Regions from separate parts of the Mus musculus genome. Here regions 1, 2 and 3 are each linked to region 4. Evidence: chromatin loops called from intact Hi-C (ENCODE). Cell type or tissue: gastrocnemius. All regions are shown on one strand. Links, peaks and the distances in the headings refer to the core of each region. The heading gives the core; the rest is flanking DNA.

The links. Hi-C counts contacts between places; a loop is a spot of excess contacts. Peaks named below come from ENCODE experiments on the same cell type or tissue, not always from the same donor. Only the 100,000 strongest peaks of a DNase experiment are listed, where the experiment ranks them.
Region 1: it touches region 4 in a loop (2.7-fold over the local background); 14 of 42 quality-filtered maps call a loop at or near these places.
Region 2: a loop joins it to region 4, with 3 times the contacts of the local background. A loop is called at or near these places in 3 of 42 quality-filtered maps.
Region 3: a loop joins it to region 4, with 9 times the contacts of the local background. A loop is called at or near these places in 30 of 42 quality-filtered maps.

The regions. Positions count from the first base shown.
Region 1 is chr15:98,171,730-98,177,082 of GRCm38, forward strand. No RefSeq gene overlaps it. Among named protein-coding and RNA genes, the nearest start is that of Gm33909, 6.1 kb to the right of the region's middle. In gastrocnemius, for the core only: a CTCF peak has its summit at 2,263; a DNase peak (open chromatin) is centred at 2,335.
Region 2 is chr15:98,293,428-98,298,780 of GRCm38, forward strand. Zfp641 (zinc finger protein 641) reads right to left here and starts at 2,734. Exons shown (of 6, transcript NM_173769.4): 1 at 2,628-2,734; 2 at 193-401. The coding sequence starts at 376. In gastrocnemius, for the core only: no CTCF peak of the experiment used is centred there; a DNase peak (open chromatin) is centred at 2,726; H3K4me3 peaks cover 1,756 bases; H3K27ac peaks cover 1,697 bases.
Region 3 is chr15:98,150,958-98,156,310 of GRCm38, forward strand. It overlaps a transcript of Asb8 not described here. Among named protein-coding and RNA genes, the nearest start is that of Asb8, 7.9 kb to the left of the region's middle. In gastrocnemius, for the core only: a CTCF peak has its summit at 2,941; no DNase peak of the experiment used is centred there; H3K27ac peaks cover 1,249 bases.
Region 4 is chr15:98,087,275-98,092,627 of GRCm38, forward strand. The region is part of intron 1 of Senp1 (SUMO1/sentrin specific peptidase 1); the gene reads right to left. It also overlaps a transcript of Pfkm not described here. Among named protein-coding and RNA genes, the nearest start is that of Senp1, 3.6 kb to the right of the region's middle. In gastrocnemius, for the core only: a CTCF peak has its summit at 2,694 (motif pointing right); a DNase peak (open chromatin) is centred at 2,733; H3K4me3 peaks cover 428 bases; H3K27ac peaks cover 664 bases.

The sequences.
Region 1 (5,353 bases), core at 98-5,097, 84 kb after region 4:
CATCCATTACCAAGGCGGTGATCAGTTACTGAGCTCCACCGCTTTTATCTCCCAGCAGTTTTATGAGGTAGAGAGCGCGTTGTTACTTTTTACATAACAGCTCAGAAACAGATTTAAGGCTTCAAGGTCACAGACTGGAATGTGGCAAAGCCAGGACCTAACGCTGAGACGGTTTGATTTAAAGAAGCCTTGGATAGAAACCATCTCTATTTTTTTTTTTTTTTTTAATTTGGCTCCTCAAAGAGCCTGAGAGTATCCTGAAAAAGAAATCAACCACATTTGGGCAGTGAAAAAGATTACAGTTCAGGCTTTGGTTCTAGACCTTTCTCAGCACTGGGTGCATGGAGCAGATGGCTGTTTGGATCTGCTATTGGAGAGGAAGTTTCCAGTGCTTGTTGGCATCCCCGTCAGTTTCTTCCATAGGTGAGCTCTCTTTTTTGTTCCCTATCGGTCAGATTCTCTGTCATTTGAGGCAACGCCCATTTAGACTCCATAGAAAGTTCTGGTTGAGGCCTTTAGCCATGGATTCCAGGTCTATCGCTCTGCACACTGTCTTCCAGGGGTTCTCAGCCCTTAAGTTACTCCCTGCAACCTGGCAAGTCCAGAGAGCAGCCTTCCCACAGAGAGCAATTGTTCTGCCCATCCCCTTCTTATCTGCACCCGGAACAGATTTTTGCACAGGTTACTCCTTCACCCCTGTTTCTTCCTTCTCTGCCCCTGGCTTCTGAGGTCTCTTCTCCAGCCTGCTGGTAAGGGAGTTTCAGCTGGAGTTCCTCACCCAGGGTTCATGGCAGGGCTCACTGCTGAATATTTCAGGAAGCAACACACATTGGAAATTACAAAAGCCTGCAAATATATATTCTCTCTAGAGATAAAGGGCCATTGTTTTTGCTTAGTCTTTAAGAGTAAGGATCAGGCTTTTGTAAAATGGGACTAGTCATTGAGTAAAGTGTAACGAGATGTTTCAACTCAAAAAGCACCAATGAAGAAAAGACCAATTGAGCCTGGCTCTTGCAGCATCCGTGCCTCCTGGAGCCTCCTGAGTATTTCCTGGCTGGAATTGGAACGGCCATCTCGATGGAATTATTCACCACTTCCTTGATGAATTTTAATTACATTAGCATCTATCAGGTGCTACAGCCCTTCTCCCCATTGCTTCCAAGTCTTTAACAGTAGAGGGTTGACAAAGATGCCCGAGAGTCTAAGTAAGCAATGTCTTAGTTCACCGGGGAATGCACAAGCATGTCGCTGTTCACCCCAGATAGGACACCAAAGGCAAACCGAGGAACCATCTCACCCAAGTCTAGGACGAAGAACTAGTGAGTTTATAGGTTTGCTTAATAGGGGGATTGGGATTGAAGGGAGTATTAGAGAAGCATGAGTAACTCCAAGGCATCACAAACAGCCCACCCCAGCATGGGTGGCTGCTCCCAAGAGCAGCATCGGTGGGACTCCCCGCCCACTGGCAGGCAGCTCTCTCTCATACACCTGTAAGGTAAGTGCTACTGTTTACCTCACCTTTCAGGGGTGGGTCTTGTGAAGTGGGTAACTTTGAGATCCTCCCTCCCTCCTTTCTGGAAGGCACATTTTAATGGAGAGAAAATAACTTAATATCAAACTCCATGGCTTCAAGTTAAACTTTTCAGTTTGGGGCCAACCCAACCACAACTGTTTCTGGAACCGCCGTCTCTAACCCACCTAACGTGCCTCTCTTAGAGATCTGCTCCCAGACTCAAAGACAAAGCACAGACAGTTTCATAGCAATAAGCTACAGCTTTAACCTGGTACAGCTAAACTCTGCTCTTGGAGAACGACCCCCTTCCCTGTGACATAAACTGGCCCTTCCACACAGCACGCAGATTTATGGACTCACAATGGCGTTGCAGATTATGCTTTCTGCTTGACGTCTATGAGTGGAAGCCTTCCTAGAACTAAGCTACGCCACTCCTCAAATATATGTCTATATATCTCGCAAGACGTAAAATGTCTTGCTTCGAGAGGCAGCTTTTCATAAACTTCTCCCCTTATTAAAATGCTTAATATAGAACTGTATTCAGGGCGCCTACTGTGGTCGGAATACTGAGACATAAAAGGGCTGTCCATCAATCTTTCATACTAGCTATCATCACCCCCTCCCCGCCTCTACATTGTCCTCAGAAGGTGAGTTCCCCCTGAAAAACAGCTTTTCTGCTTGGAAGCAATGTGTTTAGAGAAAGAATCCGGCTCTGTAAATAGTGCTGTAAGAGCGCCACCTTTTGAGGAATAGAGACATTACAAGAGGAACCTCAAAGTGAATTTATGTCTTTTTTTCTCTTCAGGACTGGCAAATGCCTACTAAAGGCTTGGCTTCCTGCCATGTGGTGGGTGGCGAGCTGAATAAGTAGAATGGATCTGAAGAATATATTTTAAAAAGGCAACTGCCATAAACTAACTTCGCTCCTCCCGCGGTTACCTACTCCGAAAATTAATCTTCCTAAACCAGAGTTCTGAATAGTTACTCTCCTTAATGATCTGCAACATCTTCCCATTGCTCCCTATATTAAATATAAAATATGGCGTGTGTGTGTGTGTGTGTGTGTGTGTGTGTGTGTGTGTGTGTGTGTGTGTAGGAGTCAAGCTCCCTGCCAAGAGCCGGGCATACCCTCCCCCACCCCCACCCCCTATATTTCTTTTCCTAGCTACTCTTTAAGGACCGTCTTACCTCATCAGAAGCTCAGATCATTCCAATCAATGCTGGAGAGGGTTCCCAAGTGAATTCTGCTCCTTCAGTCCTGGATGAGCCTCCATTCCTTTCCAGAAAAGTCAGGTACAAACCTCATCTCCAGAAGTGAGCCTTCTGTCCTAGTTACTGGCATTACCCGTCTCCCCTGGTCGTTTGCCCCTCATGCTGCCCGAAAGTGAAAAAAATCCCCAGAGATACTAGACAATTCTTTTTTTATTATTATTATGAATGTGTGCTTTTATTTCTAAGAGCAAGGTTCACCGTTTTCATCAAAATTTTTAATGGGTAAAGTCGAAAGGAGTAGTGAAGCGGGCAGTGGTGGTGCATGCCTGGTACTCGGGAGGCAGAGGCAGGCAGATTTATGAGTTTGAGCCCAGCCTGGTCTACAGAGTGAGTTCTAGGACAGCCAGGGCTACACAGAGAAATCCTGTCTCGAAAAACAACAACAACAAAACAAAAACAAAAAAAACCCAACAACAACAACAAAAAGGAATAGTGAACTCTGTGGCCAAAGTGTCCTGCTCTTCATTCCCCGGAGATGCCTCCGCTACCCGCTACTCTGTAAAGCTCCTGACTTTAGTATTCCACTTTAGACATGAAGAAATGTGACCTCATCCTTCCTCTAAGTGTCTACGGCGGCAACGGGGTGGGTGGTGGGTGGTGGTGGGGTATGACAATAACCTTTAGATTTATTTGTTTTATGTATGTGAGCACACTGTTGCTGTCTTCAGAAACACCAGAAGAGGACATCAGATCTCATTACAGATGCTTGTGAGCCACCATGTGGTTGCTGGGAATTGAACTCAGGACCTCTGGAAGTGCAGTCAGTGTTCTTAACCACTGAGCCATCTCTCCAGCACCCTCCCAGCCCCCCTTATTGCCTTTTTCTCCTCCTTGCCTGCGTGTGTTCAATCCTGAGCACACTGTCCATCTGTTTCCAGGCTTATGGGTACCTTGAGAGCTGCGACTGTGTATTCGTGCTATAGGGTCTGAGGTGTCTACGGGGACTTTATGGTACTGTAGGGTGAGTGGCACCTCATTTTAGGATCCCCAAGGAAAGGAAAGAATACTGCCACGAATGATCATTGGGTTCTTATCACTTGGGTCTTAAAGGTTCGTTCTTATTTAAATATCATTTATTTCTAAATTTCAAAAGGGACTTTAAACTATCACTACCACGTACACAACTATAACTAAAAGTCACTCCAGAATTACAATTACTTAGCCTTGAGCCTGGCACTTCTGAATCACTTTTGTCCCTGTCTGTATTTTTTCTATGCATTTCTATTAGATGCCATACTGAGTTTTAGCAAAGCAGTTTCTTAGGAAAGAAAATGTTGCCTGCGGGAGTTCCCTCCACGGCCCAACTCCTAATCTCTGATGCTGTACTTCCTTTGATCTTGCCAGAGACAGTTTAAGGTAGGTGTTTGAACAGCACTAGTATTTCTCCAAGGGTTGATGAACTGAGGGCTTCCAGTCATATCAGTCACTTTGAATGATAGCTAAGGTCAAGCTCGAGGAGTGTCCTTGTGTCCTGACTTCTGGGAGCTGGCAGGAATTATAAACTACCATTGGTTATATAGGACATTCTATTTGAAAGATGTTTAGATGTGTGAGAGAAAACAGTTTCCTGTATCAATGGAATTTACATTATTATCATCGTTTTTCTGAGGAAAGATCTCACTCCGTAGAGCAGTCTGACCTCGAACTCACAGCGATCCACCTGTCTTTGCCTCCAGAGTGCTGGGATTAAGTATGTGCCCATCACACCAAGCAAAATTTACTTTATTATAAAGGCATCTTGATAATAGCCCCAAAAAAGTGTTCAGCTGAATAATAAAAGGAAAAGGAGCAATTGAGAAGCAGAGGTGAGGGCTGGAGAGATGGCTCAGTGGTTAAGAGCACCGACTGCTCTTCCAGAGGTCCTGAGTTCAATTCCCAGCAACCACATGGTGGCTTATAACCATCTGTAACAGGGTCTGACGCCCTCTTTTGGTGTGTCTGAAACCGCAGTGGTGAATACATTAAATATATAAATAAATCTTGAAAAAGAATTTAAGAGAAACAGAGGTGAGGATGGAACTGAAACATTGTCACCTCTAAGAGTCTTTAGTTTTTTTTCTGAAAGAAACTTTGTTGATGTTTGTGCAGCTATTTATATGTAAGTTAGATGTCCAATGGGTCTTACCAGTTACAATTTGACTTTGAGTCATTTCTTTTTGCTGCTCCCAGACACCCCTTCTCCAGGTTGGTCCTTGGCATATGGGGAAAGTTGCTGTGCATGCAGGCAGGAGAAGGTACAATAGAAATGAAGTACTGTAAAGACTCAGAGTAGGGAGAACATTGGAAGAAAAGCAGCAGCTGGCATAGCATCCCACTCTGGGAAAAGGAAGTAGAGTGCTCTTGGCCAAAGCACCAGCAAACCTTCCCTAAATGAGCTACATAGGTGTCTGCACAGATGTACAAAGTATGTTGTGCAAAACAATACAATTCTTGCATTTTACACATAGAGACAAAGTATCACAAGCAAACGAGAAACAAACAGCCGACCTGACCTCCTGCCTGAAACATGGCAGTCAAAAGGGGCCAGCAGTCCCTTGTTCCAAAGAAACAGAGCTAAGTTCTGGCAGG
Region 2 (5,353 bases), core at 101-5,100, 210 kb after region 4:
CTATTGTTGTTTGAGACAGGGCCATGCTCTGTAGCCCAGGCTGGCCTGAAACTCATGGCAATCCTCCAAGAAATGTGATTACAAGTTTGAGCCACCATACCTAGCCAGGTTAGGAATTTTTAATGCCTCTTTTGGAGCAGAGACTAGAAGACTTCTAGTGCTTCCAATCCCCACCCCACTATGTGCTCTCACCCTTCTCCTGAAGGGACAGTGGCTCGTCTTCAAGACCACAGTGAAGGTGCTCCAGCGGCCTTGGTGCTGTTCTCCACGAGCCCTCTTCCCGGGTCCCTCTTTCTGACTGGAGTTCTGCCGCATCCAGCTGTGTATTCATTGGCTCCCATCCCGTGCCCAGGCCTACAGCCTGTTCCGAAAGCATGTCTGCAGCAAGCACACACTGTGACCTGGAACAAGTCAGGAAGTGATGCACTCTTCTATCATGGATGAGGATGATATGCCCAAGGAAGCTTCAGAGAACAGCTCTTAAGGCTAAGGACAGGAAATGGTCCAAGGAGCCCCATGGAAGATGAGCTTACCAAACATGGTGTGAGCCAAGCTTTCCAGGAGGAGCTCAGGAACTGACAGGCGCCACACAGTCAAGTCCCTGTTATTTCGAAGGCCTCACACTATCAACAGACCTTCACCCAGGACTGCAAGAAACTTCACTTTAAAACACAATTAGTCCAATCCTGAAGATCCAGAGGGTTTCCACTGTATCAAAATCACTCAAGGCGCAGCAAAGTCGTTGAGAACACAAGAAGGAATCCACTCAACAAAGATGGATGCTGTTATACCTGAAGATTCTATGCCTCACATTACATTTTCACCAACTGATGTAGAAGTCCCACCCGGGGCAGGGGGTGACCTGTGAGTACCTGCTGTCTCTCTCGAGCTGAACCAGATAGCCCTCCCTTAAGTCTCAGTGAAGGGACCCATGATCTGTCACACTTATGTAGGAAATGAGAACTGATAAAAACCCAGCAGAAAGACCCGTAAAGTAGACAGCTATAAAAGCAAGCTGTAAGCACTCAACGCAGCCTTGACAGGGGGCTGGAACTGCAGGTCAGTGCAGAGCCAAAGTTTAAAGGAGATCATGGAAAGATCAGCATGTGGAGAGACCCTGGGAAGCTGGAAGGTGGCGTCACTCATACAGTGTGACAGGGAATAAGCATCCCTGTGGGCTGAAGTGTGTGACAGGCACCGGTCACAGTGCCTTACAAAGAATATATCCAACTTCAAGAACGGTATGGGGAAGCCAGTGTTTGTTCACAGGAAGAGATTCGAATCAAGAAAAGGGCAGGAAACCCAGCCTCTGGAAAAGCTAAACCAACAGACATAGTTTGGGCTTGATAAGCAACAGAGGGTCGGCCAGTCAGGCCACCTGTAAATATGTCTATGTATCAAACAGAATAAATGGTTTTGATCACAGGAAAGACTTAGGCTAGTATTTGTTCGTTTCTGTTTGTTTTCTAGAGTCCACAACAATCCTAGAGCAAGACAGGTCCCATTTGATAATGACTGTGGAACAACTTACTGCGTGGCAATCCATGTCTGTCATTTTTATTCCCTTTCTATGTAGACGGAGCGACCAATAATCTCCCTAGAACAAGTCAGAATTTCAGGGGCAGGCTGGAGAGATGGCACAATGGTTAAGAGCACTGACTGCTCTTCCAGAGGTCCTGAGTTCAATTCCCAGCAACCACATGGTGGCTCAACCGTCTGTAATGGAGTCCGATGCCCTCTTCTGGTGTGCCTGAAGACAGTGACAGGGTACTCATATACAGAATCCCAGGGCTATTTTAGCTCACAGGATCATCCAGTAACATCTGCAGGAACCCAGGAGGCTGGGAAAGGCTACAGCAGACCCCAGGCCAGTTACAATGTACAGAAAGAACAAATTCCTCTTCCATCATTGAAGCTCAAAGATGGCTTTGGGGCCTCAGGGATACACCCTGGCCTGATTCTGCAGAGCGCACTGGGCCAGCTGGATGACAGAAAACCTGTGGAAATGTTAGGGGGAACCGGGAGCAAAGGATGGCATGGATCACTGTCACCTGCCTGCATTTCCTAGGGTGCTCCTGGCAGGGCCAGCACCTGGGCTCCCACCTTAACCTGTCTTCTATCTTTCCTTGTCCCTAGTTCAGGATGATCCCAAGTCTGCTGGAGCCTGGGTTCTTGGGCTTTCATTTCTTTTGCCTGGTTATGTATCTGGGAGGCAGGGCACCTGCTGAAGTTTTTTTTTTTTTTTTTTTCTCAGCGAGTTCTTTTGGACAGAGACAGGGCCTTAGTATCAAAGAGTGGCCCAAGGGCACAGGGACGAAGAGTGGCTCAGTGGCCCTGCCATCGCGGGTGTGGCACCTTGGGCCCCGAGCCCACAGCAGAATAAGGTTTCTTCTGAGTCAGACTCAGCACCCCCGGGAGGGTCAGATTTCAGAAGACTCGGGAACTGGCTAAGTGGGACTAGAAAACAGGTTCCCGCGAGCAGGGGCTATACCAAGTGACAGAAAGGTGCTGCGGGGACGCCCACGCAAGTGACAGCGGCGGGACCAGGCATGCGACACCGACGCCACTGTTCCCACGGCCAGGCTGGTGCCCTCCTCCACGCCCGCCCGCACCCCAGCCTCACTCACCCCGGCTCGGCCCCTTGGCGTTACCTCCCGCCCGGCGCGGCCGAGCCCGCGGCCCGCACAGCAAGCGACAAGCGACAGGGCCGGCGCGGGGCGGGCACAGGAAATCCCGCCGCTTCCGGGGCTCCGTGGTGCGGGCGGGGGCGGGCACGGGTGGAGAGGACCGCTGGACCCACACTCCTGTCGCCACAGCCCACGGGCTTTGCTGCTCCCGGGGCCCCGCCCACCGCCTGCGACCTCCCACGGCGCCTGGCGGTAGGGTGGGGGCGGGGGTGGGAGTTCAAGAGGGTTGGAACCCTCCCCTAGGACTAACCCTCCAGACAGACAGACTGCCAAACCCGACTGGACAGTGGACTTCTAATGATGCCTTCCTTCACGTTGGCTCCAACAAGATGGTGCTGTGTGAAGTGGGCAGTGATGCTTGCTGCATTGCCTTCAGACCTGAAGAGACATGGGCTACAAGTGTGCACTGCACATTTAGACGACTTGATATTTAAAAACGTAATATCGAAGCTACATTAGGTTAAGTGTGTTAGTTTTACATATTACAAATGTGACTTGCGACAGATTGATTTCTGTTGGCTGGAAAAGACCAGAAAGACCTACAAAACAGATAATGGTAGAAAGAACCTAGCTTGTAAACGTTAACGTTTGTTTTATCACAGTCATTCTGCAAAATCGTACAGCCTATCAGTGGAGACATGTGCCAAAGGCTGTCTGCCATAAACTATGTGATACGTATTTCTTTTAAAAATCTACTCCGAACTAGGATAGAAGCAAAGAGAAGAGATTGCGTTTAGCAGGGATGTCAGAGACTCACAGAAATAAGCAAAGGAGCGGGAACGATGGGATAAGAAAGATATATATATATATGAAAGGAGACCTGCAGTTGGCAACAGGTATAGAGGGCGTTCTTAGGAGCAGCTCGTGGGATGTGTGAGCATGGTTGGACCAGAATGTCTATCCTCAGCCCCAGCACCAGGCTTGGAAATTCTTGCTTAAGCAGGAGACATGGGGTTATCAGTGTAATCCAACAACATATCAGTGTCGTGACTCTAGTATAGACTTTTTCATACCATTCACGGCATGTTGTGGGTGAATGGTGTGAAAGCCAGTGGGAGCAGGATCTCTGCTCTTGGTTTTTATGAAAGGGCCAGGCATCTTTTACCTAGTGTCTCCACTGTCTCAAGTGGCCTTAGAATAGTCTTGTTCATGAGTAAGAGGGAAGAGAGCTGTGGCTGACCTGTCAGCAGCATTAGGGATCAATTCTGAAAATACTTTATTTATTTATTTATTTATTTATTTATTTATTTATTTATAGCGACAATAAAAGTGACTTTTATTAGAAAACAATTACTGTTAACTTCTCTAATGTGGATAAGTGCTCTCCAAAATTTTTCTCCTGAGTAATCTTTAGAGTTTGTTATACGCATGCAAAGTAAATATTTTTCTTGGCTTTTCTTTCTTTCTTTCTTTCTTTTTATTTTTAAAATTCATCTTACATCCTGATCATGGCCCCCCTCACCTCTCCTCTCTTCCCAGTCCCACCCTTACAATCTCTCCAATGCCCCCTCCTCTTCTCAAAGAAGGACACCCCTTGGGTACCACCCTACCCTGAGACATCTACCTAGTCCCAGGAGGACTTTCTCTCCCACTGAGGCCCAACCAGGCAGTCCAAGTAGAGGGGAAGGGAATCCAATGGCAGGGAACAGAAACCAAGACAGCCCCCACACCACTTGCCTGGGGACTCATATGAAGACCAAGCTGCACATTTGTTACAAATGTGTAGGGGATTTAGGTCCAGCTCCTGCATGTTCTCTGGTTGGTGGCCCAGGCTCTGTGGTCCCCCCATTGTTCCAGGCTAGATGACTCAGTGGATTTTCTTGTGGTGCCCTTGACCTCTCCAAGTTGCTCACTTCTATCCCCCACTCTTCCACAAAATTCCCCGGGCTTTGCCTGATGTTTGGCTGTGGGTCTCTGCACCTGTCTCTATCTGTTGCTGGAGGAAGCCTCTCAGGAGACAGTTAGGCGAGAGTCCAGTCTGCAAGTGTAGCAGAGTATCGTTAAAAGTGTCAGGGGTTGGCGCTCTCACATGGGTTGTGTTTCAAGTTGAGACAGTCATTGGCTGACTGATCCCTCAGTCTCTACTCCATCTTTATCCCTGCACATTTTGTAGGCAGGATAAATTTTGGGTCGAAGGTTTTGTGGGTGGATTGATGTCCCCCTCCTCCTCTGGAAGTCCTGCTGGCTACAGGAGGTGGCCACTTCAATTTCCATATCCCCCTCTAGTAGAAATCTCAGCTAGGGTCACTTCCATATACTTCCATAATTCTACAGGTATTTATCAGCTGTAGGAGTTCTCTGGTAGAGTTTGGGGGGTCACTTATGTATACTATCATATCATCTGTGAATACTGATACTTTGACTTCTTTGTTTCCAATTTGTATCCCCGTGATCTCCTTTAGTTGTCTTATTGCTCTAGCTAGGACTTCAAAGACTACATTGAAGAGGTAGGGAGACAGTGGACAGCCTTGTCACTGATTTCAGTGCAATTGCTTTAAGTCCTCTCCATTTAATTTAATGGTGGCTATTGGTTTGCTGTATATTGTCTTTATTGTGTTTATGTGTGTGTGTCTTGTATCCCTGATCTCTACAAGACTTTTAACATGAAGGGGTGTTGGTGTTTGTCAGAGGCTTTTACAGCATCTAATGAGATGATCATGTGATTT
Region 3 (5,353 bases), core at 247-5,246, 64 kb after region 4:
TACTGGGTGGAAGCAAAGAGGTGGGACTTCTGGATCATGGGCAGGCTAAGGGATACAGGGGGAAGTGACAAGCTATGTGCGATCTCTGGCGGAGGGTGTGTGTGTGTGTGTGTGTGTGTGTGTGTGTGTGGTGTGTGTGTGTGAGACAGGCCACTTCCCCAGGTGGAAGACTAGAGACAACTAAGCAGAGGGCTGTTTTGGGTTTGCTGAACAAGGAGACAGTAACTGAGCAACTGAAGCTGAGGGCAGATTTAGGATGCTAAGAGTATTAGGAGAGGCACACTAGATTTGGGAGATTAGAAGTGCCCAGCAATTAAGGCAATAAGGCAGGTTGAAAATAAGCTTGTGTGTGTGTGTGTGTGTGTGTGTGTGTGTGTGTGTGTGTGTCTTTATCAGTGGATCAGAGGGAACAAGGGTGAGGCTGGTAGCAAGGTCCGCCCGGAGCTTAAAGCGGGGTAGTAGGAACTACACACAACAGGTGACTGCCTGCAAGACATGCTGGTACAACACACAAACGTTGTAGAAATGATCAATGCATATCTGATTGGATTTAAGGGCCACTTCATAAGATGGAATCTATGCCCTATACCATCCCATGGCCAAGAGCCTGAGACGAGACAGACACACTACAGTCCCAGAGAAAAACCAAACGTATAGTTCTGCTAAAGGAATGTTTCGGCGTACACATATCAGTGCCTCGGCCATCAACAGAGAAGCCTCCTCCTACGGGAGATTGGAACAAAAGTAGAGATTCACAACTGGACAATACACAGAGCGAGGGACCTTGGAACCCTCAGTCAGTCCTAAATGGGATGTTCTCCACTAAATCCCTCCCCCTCAGAGCTCAGAAAACTGCAGAAAAGAAGGTAGAAAGATGAAAGAGCCAAGAGGTATGGAAGACACCAGGGATCTGAGGACGTCTAGATACAGGATGATCGGTGCAACTAAGAACTCAGTGACTGTGGCAGCATGAACTGAGCCTGCGCAGGGCTGTGAAAGTTAGGTGGGGCTCCAGTGTTGGGAGGAAAGTAGACACCAGCCCCCATCCCTAACCTAGAAGCTATCTCAGGACATGATACCCACTTGGAATGATAAAATTAGACTTCTCTAATAGAGTCTCATTGGGTACAAATAACACTAAGGGCAAGACCCATGCTCAGCCGCAGATGGCCAAAATGAACGCAACGTACCTTGGGAGGGTTTTGTCAGAGTGCTTTGTCTAGGCTTTTGTTTGTTAACTGTACACATCTTTTACATATATATTATGGTTTCCAGTTTTGTTTTTATGGGTTTTCAGTGTGTCTGAATATGTGTGTTTGTGTGTGTGTGTGTCTCTGCATCTGCATGTCTTCAGACACACCAGAAGAGGGCGTCAGATCCCATTACAGATGGTTGTGAGCCACCATGTGGTTGTTGGGAATTGAACTCAGGATCTCTGGAAGAGCAGTCAGTGCTCTTAACTGTTGAGCCATCTTCTCCAGTCCCTGTATGAATTTCTTATGCCTTTTCTTTGGATCTTTTTTTTTTCCTGTTTGTTTTGTCCTATTCAGGTTTGTTTGTTTTTAATCATATTTATTTATTGTGATTATCCGTTATTATATATTTCAGTTTGTTTTCTGAGGGAGAGTTGGGTGGATAGATAGGATCTGGGTGGAGTTGGGAGAGGGTAAACTGTAATTAAAATATATTATATGAAAAAAAATCTATTCTCAAGGAAAAAAATTAAACATGTACTTACAATATGGTCACATGGAAAAACAAAAGCAGGCTGAGCCAGACATCAGGTACACAAGCAGCACCCTCCTCGGCCTCTGTGTCAGCTCCAGGTTCTGTCAGGTTTGAGTTTCTGCCTTGGCTTTCCTCTCTGGACCACGTAAGTCAAACAAACCTTCCCCAGGCTGCTGTGGACCACAACGTCCATCACAGTGATAGTAGCACAGCTAAGACGGTAGGTATACGTCGGATGTAAGGTAATCGGAACTACGGAAAAGTGGCCTTTCAAAGACAGGGATGAGAGACTGTCTTCTCTGAGCTGAGAAAGAAAGAGGCCCAGAGATCAAATCAGGGAAAAACTGAAAAGGGGATTTGGGAACTAGAATAAAGAGGAAGTTGGAAGGAGCTGGGACTCAAGCTTAGACTGAGTTACCCCACTGGTGCAGAGCATTATTAGTGTGCAGCTGGAGTGGCTCCCAGGACGCCTCAGGATTAAACAAGGGCGTCTTTCAGAAATCGCCTGAGGCAAACACCCTCTCAACTTTCAAACGCTTCATCTTTTTGCTTTCCTTTTCATTTTCTCCAGGGCTCAGGAAAAGTCATGAATTATTTGTTTGTTTTTTAAATGAAAATTGCCTTTATTTTTTCCTATAGAGTCCCAATATTTTCCACTACCAGAAATAATTTTAAAACACTTAGATCTTCATAGAGAAAGAATGCTTGAGGGATATTGAAGAAGAATTACAGTAAAAACTCAGTTACCATTAATGATAATATTGAAATAACATATATGTGCTACATTTTTCCAAGAACATAAGCCTCGCAGTTTAATTATTTGGCAAACACCAAAGCGAATGAACTCTTGCAGGAATGTTTTTTTTTTTTTCCTTGTCTATGGAAGGGAAATGAGATTTGAGATGCCCATTTTCTGATATGGTTGACTGGCTTACACCAGTGGTTCCTAACCTTCTCAGTGCTTTAACACAGTTCCCCATGCGATGACCCACCACTGTACAATTATTTCACTGCTACAGTCCTAATCTGTGTTCCCTGATGGTCTTGGGCCACCCCTGTGGAGTCAAGACCCACAGTTTGAGAAGATCTGGTTGAGACTAATGTGCGGTGTCTTAGTAAAGAGGAGACCAGATTGCCTGAAGGAGTTCTAGGAGCCTGAAAAGTAAATTCGGTGGGGCCTTTGCCACTTCTGATAGGAACAAGTCTCCCCCTAGAGGGCAAAGAGAGTGTTTGCTCTTTCAGACTTCTTCCCCAAAGTTCAGTAATTAGTACAGTCCTTGACTCCTTGATATATATATATATGTATATGTATATGTATATGTATATGTATATGTATATGTATATGTATATGTATATGTATATGTATATATATTCATTCATTTATCCTTCTGTCCTTTCAACATGTACTTATTAAATGCTATTACTACGTCTGCTGATAATGATGACACTGCCAAGGACAAGATGAACATACCCTTGACTCTAGGAAAATTACAGTTCCATGTTAGAAATAAGTATTACAAAACCATTTGAATACCTGCAGAGTCACAACTGAATGGAACTGAACTCCACTGCACTGAACTCAACTCAGCTGAACTCCACTGCAATGCCTGAACTGAACTGAGGGGCACTCACTGGACCACCCTCCCCTCCTGACTCACTCTCGGCTGCTCCTGAGTGGCCTCCCTTTCCTGCCTGTTCTCAGGAGAGCTGGGTGATACCTGTCTCTGACTCAGTCTGTCAAATCTTTCTCTGATGCGCCCCTTTATCTGCCACTCAATTAGATATCACTTTCAAACATGGCTGCTTCCTTCTACAAACGAATCCCTCTTCATTGCGGGGGGGGGGGGGGTGGTGGTGGATTAAAGATGAGTACTACAGGTGTGTCTGGACCCAGACAGAGGGATTAAAGGTGCGGATTCCAGCAGGATCACATAGGTCTTTGGATATGATCCCTTTCAAGAGTAGCCATGTTGCTGGATTAAACTATCAAGAGACAGTTCCCTGAATACAGATCTGGAAGATGGGTGGGAAAAGCAGATTCAAGGCGAGGAGAAGGTTCAAGAGGTAAAGCTGAAGCAGAGAGTCCAGAAGGGACAGCAGATGACCAAAATGGATGCCAAGAACAATAGGGAGACTCCAGTCCAGGGGGAGGCTTGGCGGACAGGTTAGAGTTTCTGAACTGTGTCTCCAAAGAATGGGAGTCCACTGCTAGGTTTTAGGCAAGTGAGTCACCACGCCAGCATTAAAAAAAAAGATTTATGTATTTTATGTATATGAGTACACTGTAGCTGTCTTCAGACACACCAGAAGGGGGCATCTGATTCCATTATAGATAGTTGTGAGCCACTGTGTGGTTGCTGGGAATTGAACTCAGGACCTCTGGAAGAGCAGTCAGTGATCTTAACCGCTGAGCCATCTCTCCAGCCCCCACACCAGCATTTTTAAAGGGTCACCCTGGCTTCCTGAAGAAGAATCGTTTACATGTGCGGCAGGGCAAGGATCGAAGACGTGACAACAGTAGCCTAAGTAATCTAGGCAATCATGGTGGAGCTGGAGGCGGCTGCCACGGAGATGTGAGAGAATTTGCTATATTTTAATGTCACAATTAGTAGGGGTTGGTAGTGATCATAAGCAACATGCCCCCTTCTCTTCCCAGGCCCTTGTGTGCTCATGCATAAATGAAGGAGCCACTTACAAAGCTAGGGTAAGCAGAAGACAAGTTGAGACTATCCTGGTGGGTTGAAACAGGTCTATTTCATGGTGGACTCATCAACCTCTTACTGAAGCTCCTACTGTGCGCCGAGGGCAATGCACTAGACATTGATGAATAACAAGTGAAGGCAGTCTAGGATTCTTATCCTTGAGATACCAGCCTACTGGAGGCTGTCATGCCATTGATGTGTTATTTAATGAAATGAACAGCTGGGGACGGTCTTGGCACCACCCCGGAGCTCAGCGAAGACTTTTCAGGAGGGATAATAAGTAAGCAAAGTTTTGAAAAATTACAAGAGCCCATTAAGAAAAGTGGGAGGTTTTTCTTCTCCCCCAGACAAACAAATCAAAATAATTTTAGAGCTAAATAGATTTCTGTCATCGTGTGTGTGTGTGTGTGTGTGTGTGTGTGTGTGTGTGTGTGTGTGTGTGTGTGTGTTTGAAACAAGGTACTTCTGGCTATCCTGGAACTCAGTATATGGACCAGGCTGGCCTCAAAGTCAGAGACCTGCCTGCCTCTGCTTCCCAAATGCTGGCACTAAAGGCATATGCCGCCATATTTTGCTGGGTTCTCTCGTTTTAATGAAGCAATTAAAACACTGTACAGTGAGAAATGCTGGGCTGACTCCATGACAGGCTTCAAATGGCAGTTCAGGAGACTAGGCCTAAGAACTGGGCAAGTCCAGGCAAGTCAGTTACTAGAAAAAAACCCCAGGCTTCAGGAAACTAGTCAGAAACTGCCCTGCCACCAGAAGTTGCCCCACCCTCTGGCCTGAAGCAAGGGCAGTGGGTCAGCAACTGTTTCCTGCCGCCATGCTGCAGTCATGGTTCTGGAATGTCCCTAGAGATGGAGCAAGATAAAGAAAGGTCACCTACCCTGGAATTCCCCTAACGTGCTTTAAATTGGGTCTGT
Region 4 (5,353 bases), core at 191-5,190:
AAATCAAATTGGCAAGAAGGACTTGCAAACACTGCTGCAAACTATACTGGACTCAACCGCAGCTACAGGTAACCAGAGAATCACGGATCATCAAAGCAAGAATCAAGTCGCCAGAGCCAACCCCCCAGGAGACGGAGCCATGTGTGTATAAATCACAGTTAGTCACTGCAATGAAATCACAACTAGAAATTCTCCCCAATCAACCCCGATTTCTTCTACCTCATCCTAACTCATTTTTCTAGGTAAGTGACAACTTTGTGACCTTAAGATTTATCTTCCATAAACTTTATATAGTGGACAAACAAAATCCCACAAGTTTACTGAGTACAAATCAAGGAATACCTTCAGTTGTACAAAGCACTGCTCCACTCAACATTATCCACCAAGCTGCTGGAAAATGGCTGGAATACAGCTCCCTTGTGTAGCATGCACAATGTCCTTTATTCAATCAATCCTTAGTGCCAAAGCAAGCAACCAAACCAAATTAAACCTCCTTAAAACAAGGTTTTATCTACATAGAAGTTCCCAAGTTCCCCTTGTATAGGATATAAGTTCCAAGGCTTCTGATATATGTCTGAAACTACAAGTTGTACTGATTATACACACAGATACACTTCAATAAAAGTGTAATTCATGAGTTAGAACAAGAGATTAATAGGGTTTTACTGCAATGAACAGACACCAAGACCAAGGTAAGTCTTATAAAGAACAACATTTAATTGGGCCTGGCTTACAGGCTCAGAGGTTCAGTTCATTATCAAGGTGGGAACTCGGCAGCATCCAGGCAGGTATGGTGCAAGAGGAGCTGAGAGTTCTACAACTTCATCTGAAGGCTGCTGGCAGAATACTGGCTTCCAAGCAGCTAGGATGGGGGTTCTTATAGCCCAGACCCACAGTGACACACCTACTCCAACAAGGCCATACCAACTCCAACAGGGCCACACCTTCTAATAGTTCCACTTCCTGGGCCAAGCATATACAAACCATCACATTCCACTCTCTGGCCCCCATAACCTTGATCAAACATATGAATCTATGGGGGCCAGAACTAAACATAGCATAATGCAAAATACATTTAGTCCAACTTCAAAAGCCCCCATAGTCTACAGCAGTCTCAACAATGTTAAAAGTCCAAAGTTCAGGGCCTCTTCTTAGATTCATCCACTCACTTCACTGTAATCCCCAAAGCAAGACAGGAAAACAGCTGGGCAAACTCCAAACTCTGCATCTCCATGTCTGGAGTCAAAGCAGGCTTCAGATCTCCAACTCCTTTTTCATCTTTGTTGACTGCAACAAACTTCTTTCTCCTGGGCTGGCTCCACTCCGTTAGCAGCTTTCCTCAGTAGATAGCCCCACAGCTCTGGCATCTCAAACATCTTGGGGTCTGTCTCCAAGGCAACTTCAATGTTACAGCTTCTTGTTCCAATGAACATGATCTTCTGAGCTCCTCCAAAGGGCTGGCATCACTTCTCCAGCTCTGCCCTCTCTAAGCTCAGGCTGAGCCACTCCACTGCTGCTGCTGTTCTTGGTGATCATCCCATGGTACTGGCATATCCAACACACTGGGGTCTTCCTCTGCAAATAGGCTTCACCAATAGCCTCTCATAGGCTCTTTTCATAGTGCTAAGTCTCAACTCTTTTCCATGACCCCTTCAGTCCTGGGCCATCAACTACAACTGAGGCTGCACCTACACCAATGGCATTCCCTGGCCTCCAACAGTGCCAAGCCTCAGCTGTTCTTAATGACCCCTTCATGCCCTCAAAACCAGTACCACCTGTGTGACTCTTACATCTTATCAAGCCCAGCTGCAACAGGAAGTGCAACCTTGGCTATCTCTGGAACACAATTTCTTTGTGCTTTCAGAAAACACTTCCCAGGCTTCACCTCAGTGATGCTGATCTCTTCTTAATCACCACTAATTTCTTAGCTCCAGCTAACCATCTAATTGTCTCAGTACTCCCTTCTATTCTGGACACTAAGCCAGAGCCACATGGCCGAAGCTGCTGGGTTCTGCTGCTTGCAGGAGCTGGAACATGCCCCCCCTTGTTCTATTACATTATCACTAGCTTTCTGTTTTCCAACTCCTTCATGGCCTAAGTTTGGCTGTCCTGGATCTTGCTTTGTAGAGTGACCCTGAACTCAGAGATCTGCATGTCCATCTCCTAGGATTAAAAAGTGTGTACCACCATGCCTGATTTTTTCACTTATTTTTTTAAACAAACGACTATTACGAAACTGCAGAAAGTGAAACTGCAGATACTGAATTTCCCCAGAAGAGGGTTGGGGAGTGGTTAAAACCCTAACTGCTTAGAACTACTTAATTAGCATAACCATATACATCCGCTTTTATGCACATAGTTTAAGGAGACTGAGCAGTTGATTATCAAATCCACAGCCATTCTGAATCTTCAAAGTATTCAAGAAAACTACGTGATGTCAACAGGCGTTCTTAATGGTCCCAATAATGAAGAGTATGTGAGAAGGTAGGCTGCTTGAGAGCGGAGTACCCAGGCTTGCCAGGAAGGATCCTGAAAAGGTTTAAGCCTTAGATTTAGGATCAAATACATCTCTAAGCTTCCACCTAGAATTTCTTCAGGCTATTTTTCCCCTTCTTCCTTAACGGGGTAGAATTTTTTTTTAAACTTCCTTTTTCTTATTTTTTTATTTTTATGAGTACACTTTAGCTGTTTTCAGACAAACCAGAAGAGGGCGCCAGATCCCATTACAGATGGCTGTGAGCCACCATGTGGTTTGCTGGGACTTGAACTCAGGACCTCTGGAAGAGCATTCAGTGCTCTTAACCACTGAGCCATCTTTCCAGCCCCCCTTTTTAATTTATTTATTTTACGTGTAGAAGTGTTTCCCCCAAATGTTTGTCTATGCACCATGTGCATATGCCCAGTGCTTGTGGAGGTTAAAAGAGGGCTTCAGATCCCCTGTGAGCCACTATGTGAGTGAAGGGAGTTGAACTTAAGTCTTCTGGAAGAGCAGCCACAGCTCTTAACCACTGAGCCATTCCTCCTGCATTAGGGTAGAATTCTTTAGGATTCAGATTAAGGCAGGGGGAAAAAAATCGAATCAACCAAAGTCACTTTCTAATTGTGACTAGTACATTCTGCATACCTTTTTAATAAGAAAAATACCAATTTAAAAGTCTAGTATCCAGGGCCGGGCAGTGGTGGTGCACGCCTTTAATCCCAGCACTTGGGAGGCAAAGGCAGGTGGATTTCTGAGTTCGAGGCCACCCTGGTCTACAGAGTGAGTTCCTGGACAGCCAGGGCTACACAGAGAAACCCTGTCTCGTAAAACCAAAATAAATAGATAGATAAATAAATAAATGTCTAGTACCCACAACATGAGAGATAGGAAAATTCCAAGTTTGAGGCCGCTTGGATTATACAGCAAGACATTCTCTCAGGAAGAAAAAAAATCTGGTCTCCAGTAGGATAATCCCAGTTAATTTCTTTTTCATTTTAGAGATGTAAAAGGAGAAAACAAGCTAGAAATTAAATAATTCAAAAAGTTAAACTGACTTGCATAAAATCACACAGATGGGGCAAAAGGAAGGACCCAAGAATCCCTCAGCAAGTGCACACTCTAGCTTCTATCTTCTGGCATATCCAGAAGACAGAAGATATTCATTCAAAGATTCACAAGGGCAATTGAAAAGTAGCCTTTCCAACTAGCTTTGAGCAATCTATCCTGGCTCATATATGTAAATGATCAAAGCTCCATATTCAGAACAAATACATCTTGCTTCTTTGTTGTGCTTCTAGTACCTTCTTTAGCAATGATGTTGGAAGAAGAGATTTAAGAAAACAACAAAATCAAAATTCTACATGAGTCCTTAATAAGGAGCCTTAGATGTCATCAAATTCAAGCACAGATGACAGGTTTTTTTATTTTAAGAAAATCTGTCTTGCTGGGTGGTGGTAGAGTCACACAGTAGGTGGATCTCTCGTGAGTTTGAGGTCAGCCTGATCTATAGAGCGAGTTTCAGGATAACCAAAGTTACATAGAGAAACCCTGTTTCAAAACACACACACACACACACACACACACACACTCTCACACACACACACACACACACACACACACACACACACATATAGATAGATAATTTTCATAATTCATCCCTAGTAGTCATCATTCATTTAATTTCCAGAATGTTACTAAGCAGCTGCTTACTAATGTGAATCAAGTTAGCAGCTGAACACCAAGTGAAAGGTAAATCTGAGGGAGACAGAAATTGCCTGCAATAGAATACAAAGTAGTAAATCATGTGTAAGTCTGTATACTTTGGAAGAGATCATTACAAAAATTAATTTTTAGCGCACTAATGAAGCTACTAGAAAAATATAGCCCTGTACAGTTACCTGTATCCAGAGCCAACATGTGCAAGTAAGCATGCGAATAACACAATGATACCCTGTGATACAGTCTACACTTCACCATCATCTGTCACCTGTGATACACTTTACACTTCGCCATCATCTGTTCAGGTCCGCACCATAGTATTTTTATGTGGACTCTCTCCCCCAGTTAAATTAGTACCTTAAGCACCTTACTATTCTAACCTTTAAATAGTACTTAACTTCTTACACACATACACTAAGTGTGGGGTTCTGGGATATAAACACAAGAAAGCTCTGGCCTTTGCCCTTTAGTAGTTTTCAGGCCAGGCGAGGAAGCCAGATCCAGTCACACAGACAGCAAAACTAGTATGACGGGTAGGAGAAAGAGAAGACAGTGGAAGAAGAAAATTACATCACCTTAGCCACAAGTGGCAGAACCTGTTTGTAAACTCATCCACTCCCTCTCCAGACCTAATTCATCAGATGAGTGATAGGCTACCCACGTTTGCCGTTTGGATAATTGACTGAAATCAGGGAATGAAGCTCTTTAAAGAGGGGGTGGGGTGGGGGGGGGGACAGGTAGTCTAACTGGAAGGTTCAGGTCACTATTACAGGTGTCACTGTAACCTCAAGGGCAGTAATCCACATTTCAGCAAGAGTCGTGAATACAAATCATCTTTATGAAGAATACTTAAACATGTTTTACTTCATCCAGAATGTCCTACTACATCGAAAACCCTACATCAAATGGTTGATTGCACATAAAAGGACTATACAAAATTTTGCAAGAATCACCATCACTCCAAATACAATTAAGTATGCCACGTGAAGTAAGTAATTTTAACAAGTGTGCCTTAAAAGTGATAAAGGAGCAAGTTATTGCCAACAAGATAACAGAAAAACTGTAGAGGTACTGATAAAACAGAAATCACCAAGCTCAAGACAAGAGGAAGCCAGCATATATCCAGAAAGATCACGTTAGGGTATACGAAGAAAA